Regions from separate parts of the Homo sapiens genome. Here region 1 is linked to region 2. A link is a loop called in an ENCODE intact Hi-C map of the cell type or tissue named here. Cell type or tissue: psoas muscle. All regions are shown on one strand. Each heading gives the region's core, and the rest is flanking DNA. Links, peaks and the distances in the headings are about the cores only.

Region 1 (2,806 bases), core at 218-2,717, 90 kb before region 2:
ACAGTGTCTGTGGGTAGCACTGTGATTTTGGAGACGCTCGTTTGTTTGTTCATCTGAACATTTATTTGGAGACCTGCCGTTTGCCAGGCTTTGGGCTGGCTCTGGCGACGCTGTGACGAGCACAGCACAGTCTGCCCACGTAGTGCACACACACAGACAGCTTTAAACAATGAAAACAACAGGGGTGCCTCCTCAGATGCAATCTTTTGGAAGATGCCGCAGGAGCGTTTTGCGGGAGTATCTTAGTTGGAGACGGCCTTGTTGGATATGAATGACGCTGGTGGGAATGAAGGCCAGACGTTTTCCCTGGTTTGGAAACAGGTGGCTTACAAGAGTTTCTAGAGTTTATTTGTTTAAAGACAGAGCCTGTTCTCAAGAGGGTCTTCACTTTGCTGGCAGGATGGCACTGTTGACGGTGGTGGTTGGCTCTGGAGAGCTGCTGTGTAGTTGACAAAGCCTGTTGATAATCAGCGTCTCATTCGTTCTTCCTCAGAACCCTGTGGACTAAGCTGGGTTCTGGGAGGGGCTGACTGGCCCAAGGGCATCCAGTGAATTTGTGGCCCTGTTGCCGGAATGCTTGGCTGATCCTGGAGTATGGTGAGCTGTGCCCTCAATAACCTCCATCCATCTGGCTGGCCACATGGTGCCATGCAGCTGGATCCTGCATTTTTGTGAGCTGATCAGCCCGATGCTGGCACTGAAAGGATTCTGTTGGGAGCTGCCATCCATTTAGCCTGAGCGGAACTCAGCACATGTGCGGGCATGAAGCCCATCAGCTGATAGCTTCTTTTTCAGACCTGATGGCTCCCAGCCGAACTTTGGCAAGAAGGACCTACCAGCCTGCTGGAGGGCTGACCTGCCTGCCTTTGCTGGGAGCCAAGCACCTCCTGGCAGTTCTGGGATTTGGTTTTCAGTGGGAGGAGGCTCTCTGCAAGGTAGAGTAAGAGCAGTAATTACTTGGGAGAGGAAGCGTTTAACTTCTGAGGCTGCAACACAATACTATCTTGTTCGCGGAGGTGGCTGAGTTAGAAGATTAGCAATTAATTTTTTATCAGGTGCAAACTACTCTTCAGTTTCATGGAATCAAACAGTCCTCCCACAGCAAGGGAGGGGCAGGCTTCCACCCCGTGTAATTTTTCAGAGCACTGCTGTTTGTCTGCTTTTGAGCTGATAGGAATTATTTACGAGTCTATTTGGAGGACATTTTGACACACAATTCTTGGTATTCCCATTTGCTCTTTCTAGTTTTTACTTTTCCTGCATTGCTAGCGTTTACTGCAATTAGGTCTCAGGAGTATTTTGCCTTTTATTAGGATTGCAATTACAAAATGCAGGTATCAACTAGGTTCCTTTAAATCAAAGCTCACTTTTTATTGACTCGGATAAGAAAAGTAGGTATTTTTAGTAGACTGAGTTGAAAAGAGTGTCATTGGTAGCTATTACAAGCATTTCTTTTAGTTTAGGTGTTTTTATTGTTTACGAGAGCTTAGCTGAAGTGGCATAGATAACCCAGTAGGGGTCACTGCTAAGTTATCTGTAAGTTTTCTAAGCTTGAGCTTTAGATTCAAATACTTTTTTTTTTTTTTTGAGACAGAGTCTTGCTGTGTTGCCCAGGCTGGAGTGCAGTGGCATGATCTCTGCTTGCTGCAACCTCAGCCTCCCAGGTTCAAGCGATTCTCCTGCCTCAGCCTCCCGAGTAGCTGGGACTACAGGTGCGCATCAGCACGCCTGGCTAATTTTTGTATTATTGTATTTGTTTTTTTAGTAGAGATGGGGTTTTGGCATGTTGGCCAGGATGGTCTTGAACTCCTAACTTCAGGTGATCTGCCTTCCTCGGCCTCCCAAAGTGCTGGGATTATCAGTATGAGCCACTGCGTCCAGCCCAAAGACTTTTAATAATAGAAAAGGTACTTTCTCTTGTTTCATCATTTAGTATGCTAGGTTTTCTTTGAGTTTCTGTAACTAAACAGTGGGTACCTATGATAGGTTGGGATGGATTTAGGGCAGAGTCTGGTACGTTTTTTCTGTAAAGGGCTGGGTATTAATAGTAAATATTTACTTTGTAGCTTTGGGGGCCATAAGGTCTCTGTTACAATTAGTTGGCTCTGCCTTTCTAGCCCAGAATAGGGTGATTAGCCCTCACGGCTTGTCTGAGACTGAGGAGTTTTGCTTGGGAGGTGGGACCTTTCATGTGAAAACTGAGATGACCCAGGATGAAACAGGACTGTCACTGATTTTAGTGCAAAAGCTGCTGTAGACAGTGCGTAAATGAATGGATATGGCTGTGTTCCAGTAAGACTTTATTTTCAAGACAGCTGGGGTGGGAGTAGGTTTGGCCTGAAGGCCATGCCTGCTAACTCCTACCTGAGGATACAGGGCTAGCCATTTAATTTTGGTTTAAAAAATCCATGCAGAGGCTGGGCATAGTGGCTCACGCCCGTAATCCCCGCACTTTGGGAGGCTGAGGTGGTAGGCAGATTGCTTGACCTCAGGAGTTCAGGACCAGCCTGGGCAACATAGTGAGACCTCATCTCTGCAAAAGAATACACACACACACAAAAAAATTAGCCAGGCATGGTGGCACGCACCCATGGTCCCAACAACTCGAGAGGCCAAGTCAGGAGGATCACCTGAGCCCAGGAGGCCGAGGCTGCAGTGAGCCGAGATCATGCCACTGCACTCCAGCCTAGGTGATAGAGCAAGAACCCGACTCAAAAAAAAAAAAAAAAAAAAAAAAATCCATGCAGAGCCTTGCTGCCTTTTCCCTGCAGCTTTTCTTTCCCATGCAGAGCCTTTTGCTGCCCAC
Region 2 (2,806 bases), core at 290-2,789:
GCTCGCACCTTTCACGCAAGGCACCGACGCAGTGGAGGGGTGCTGCCGATGTGCCAGCACTAAGGGCCCAATTCCTAGCCTAGGCGTAATGGGGCAAGGGCCCTGTGCTGGGGGTGGGAGGCGGGACTGTGTGCTGGGCAGGGTGGAGGGGCGGGGCTGTGTGATGGCTGGCGCTGTGTGTGATAGATAGGTCTGGGGGGTGGGGCTTCGTGCTGGGCAGAATGGAGGGGCGGGGCCATGTGTGGGGCAGGGGCGGGGCCATATGTGGGGCAGGGGCAGGGGCAGGGCTGAGGTGTTGGTGCCCTTTGGTTGTGGGGCCGCAGCTGGATAGGGCTCTGGGACTGTGCTCCAGAAGGTGTTGCTAGGTGGCATCTGTGACGATGGGGGCCTTTCCTGCTGCCCTACCCTGGAGCTGGGGAGCGGGGTGGGTGAGGAGCGTTGAGGAGGAGAGAGCTGGAGCTGGTGGTACTGGGGTTTTGGCTGGGCGTCTCACGTGCCTGGACTTTCTGGTCTCATCTGGAAGGTGGTCTCTTACTGGACCGTGCGGGGGTGAGGAGACAGGCCGAGGCCACCAGGTAAAGCAGGGCTGTGGTGAGAGAGGCCCCATTTTCCCTCAGAACCTTCACAGTGCGTGGCTGGCCTTGGCAAGGCTGCATGGCTGGTCCCAGGGCTTCCTGGCCTCGTTACTTCCTGGCTTCAGGGCAGTGTAGGAGCAGCCACAAAGCAGACATTTGGGTTGTCCTTTATGAATGCCTCGGGTGATGATCCACGCTCCCTGCCTTGCCCCAGCGCAGGCTGTGCCCGCCCACCCTCCCGTGGAGCCCACGCTTTGCTCTGCCTGCTGCTGCCAGGCCAGCAGAGACCGCCCCGTAGGGCACTGCGGTTTCTGCGGCCTGTTCTGCCCTGAGTGGCCTTCCTCCCCTGCTCTTAGCTGGGCCCCCTCACTCCACCTCGCTGCTGGCTTTGTTGCCTTTCAGGCTGTGACCACCTGAAGCCAGCTCGTGTGTTAGTGCCCTTTGTTAGTAACCAACCCCTTGTCGGCAGAGACCTTCCCTTTCTGCTCACTGGAATATCCCCAAGCAGGACGGTGCGGTGTTTGTGGCCTCAGAGAGTGAGGCTCTCCCGGGCTGCAGAGGCACAGCCAGTTTCTTCCCGGCAGACCTCTTTTCAGAACAGCCCCTCACTGCGGTGTCCGGCCCCTGGGGAAGCCGGGCTCTGACTGGGTGGGTCAGCCCTCAGGCTGTGCCAGGAATCCCATCTCCAGGCGGGCTGTGCGTAGTTCCCTTCGTGTTTTAACATTTAGGAGGTGAGCGGTTTCCTTCCCTGAGCTCCGGAAAGAGTCCCCAGGGCTTGCGGGGGGACCTACCCTGCATTGCACGTTGGAAGGAGAGGCAGCTGCAGGCTGAGCCCACATGGCTGTGCACGGCCTGGCGTGGGAGCTGCAGTGATTTATGTGACCTGTGCTCAGATAATTAAAGTGGGATTTGGCAGTGAGGTCTTTCATGGCAAAGGCGTTAGGGATGTCACAATGAGGCATGTAAGTATAAAACAGTTATGTTTTCAAAGGCGTTAGGGATGTCACAATGAGGCATGTAAGTATAAAACAGTTATGTTTTCAGGTTAAGAATTTAACGAGGAGTAAATTCATTTAAACCGAAGAGCTGGCTTAAGGGGAGCTTTCGTGGAAGATCTGTAGTTGCTGGCATTTCATTCCTTCTCATTTGAGCCCAGCCTGTCTCTGGTGGCAGAGCGCGTGTTCCGAGTGTCCAGGTGCCGCAGCCGCCCCCTGTAGGCACCAGCGTGTTTGACATGCGGGTCAGGGATCTGACGCAACAGGCCGCCTCCACATGCCAGACTGCGTCCCCCTTGGCCTGCTATTGCGCCGCCGTGACGGCTCTCCTTCGCGGAGGGGCGGGGCTGTGGGGGCTGTCTTCCTGTGTTTTCTCTCCGGGGCCTCATCTGCCTTCAGGAGCCTGTGCAGTGCCACTCGGGCTGAGCAGCCTCCGCCAGTGCACAGGGGACTCCGGGCTTGCCTCTGTGGAGGAGTTTGCCGCTATCTGCTCTGCCTTTGTCCTGGTTCCCCAAATGGAGGCCCAGCCTGCCGTGGTTCTAATCCAGGTTTCTGGTCATCAAAGCAGCATGCCTTTAATAACAGATATGGCCTGTTGTGCAGTTGGCCCGGAGAGCTCTGATCATTACTTATCTGCCACGAGATGCTTTTGCTCAAGGCAGGCTGCTGAGGAGCACACTCCTTACCTTCATTGAATGATTTCCAGACACCGGCTGCATATTTGATTCTCTGCCATGTGTCTGGGGGCCTCTTTCTCCGACGTCCAGCGGGGTGGAGTGTTGTATGGCGTGGCATCAGAACTGGTGGTCTCCCCGCATTCCTTGCCTTTTCCCACCCCATCTCCAGAGTCCGGACACCACCTGTGAGACTGTCCCTCTGCCTGGGGATGCGGAGGGACTCCGTGCACAGTGGTTCAGGGGGTCTGCTTATGCCACACTGCTGGGATCTGGGCAGGGAGGAGGACAGCACCTGCCCTCTGAGTAGCCGCCTCCCTGGCTCCTCCTCGTGGCCGCTCCCTCCTTCTCCCCTGTGGGATCGAGTCTCAGTGTTCTGGCTGTGCTGCCCGGCTCCTGAGAGGCCTTCGCAGGGGCTCCCAGGGCTGCCTGGTGGTGGGCTTTGCCCCAGTGCTGGCCCATCTGCGGTTGCCCCGCCCAACAAAGAGCACGGTGGTCGAGAGCCCCGCCGCTGTGCAGTGGCCTCGGGGGCGGGTGAGATCTGCTGCACTGCTGTATCGCC

What was found. Peaks named below come from ENCODE experiments on the same cell type or tissue, not always from the same donor. Only the 100,000 strongest peaks of a DNase experiment are listed, where the experiment ranks them.
Region 1: it touches region 2 in a loop (2.5-fold over the local background); 47 of 110 quality-filtered maps call a loop at or near these places.

What each region holds. Positions count from the first base shown.
Region 1 is chr7:2,193,869-2,196,674 of GRCh38, reverse strand. The region is part of intron 10 of MAD1L1 (mitotic arrest deficient 1 like 1); the gene reads left to right. Among named protein-coding and RNA genes, the nearest start is that of MAD1L1, 38 kb to the left of the region's middle. RefSeq lists an enhancer at 947-1,241. In psoas muscle, for the core only: a CTCF peak has its summit at 1,510 (motif pointing right); a DNase peak (open chromatin) is centred at 784; H3K27ac peaks cover 1,057 bases.
Region 2 is chr7:2,103,451-2,106,256 of GRCh38, reverse strand. All of the region lies in intron 11 of MAD1L1 (mitotic arrest deficient 1 like 1), which reads left to right. Among named protein-coding and RNA genes, the nearest start is that of SNORA114, 16 kb to the right of the region's middle. RefSeq lists enhancers at 202-869, 1,689-1,983, 2,203-2,806. In psoas muscle, for the core only: a CTCF peak has its summit at 1,781 (motif pointing left); a DNase peak (open chromatin) is centred at 1,846; H3K4me3 peaks cover 762 bases; H3K27ac peaks cover 386 bases.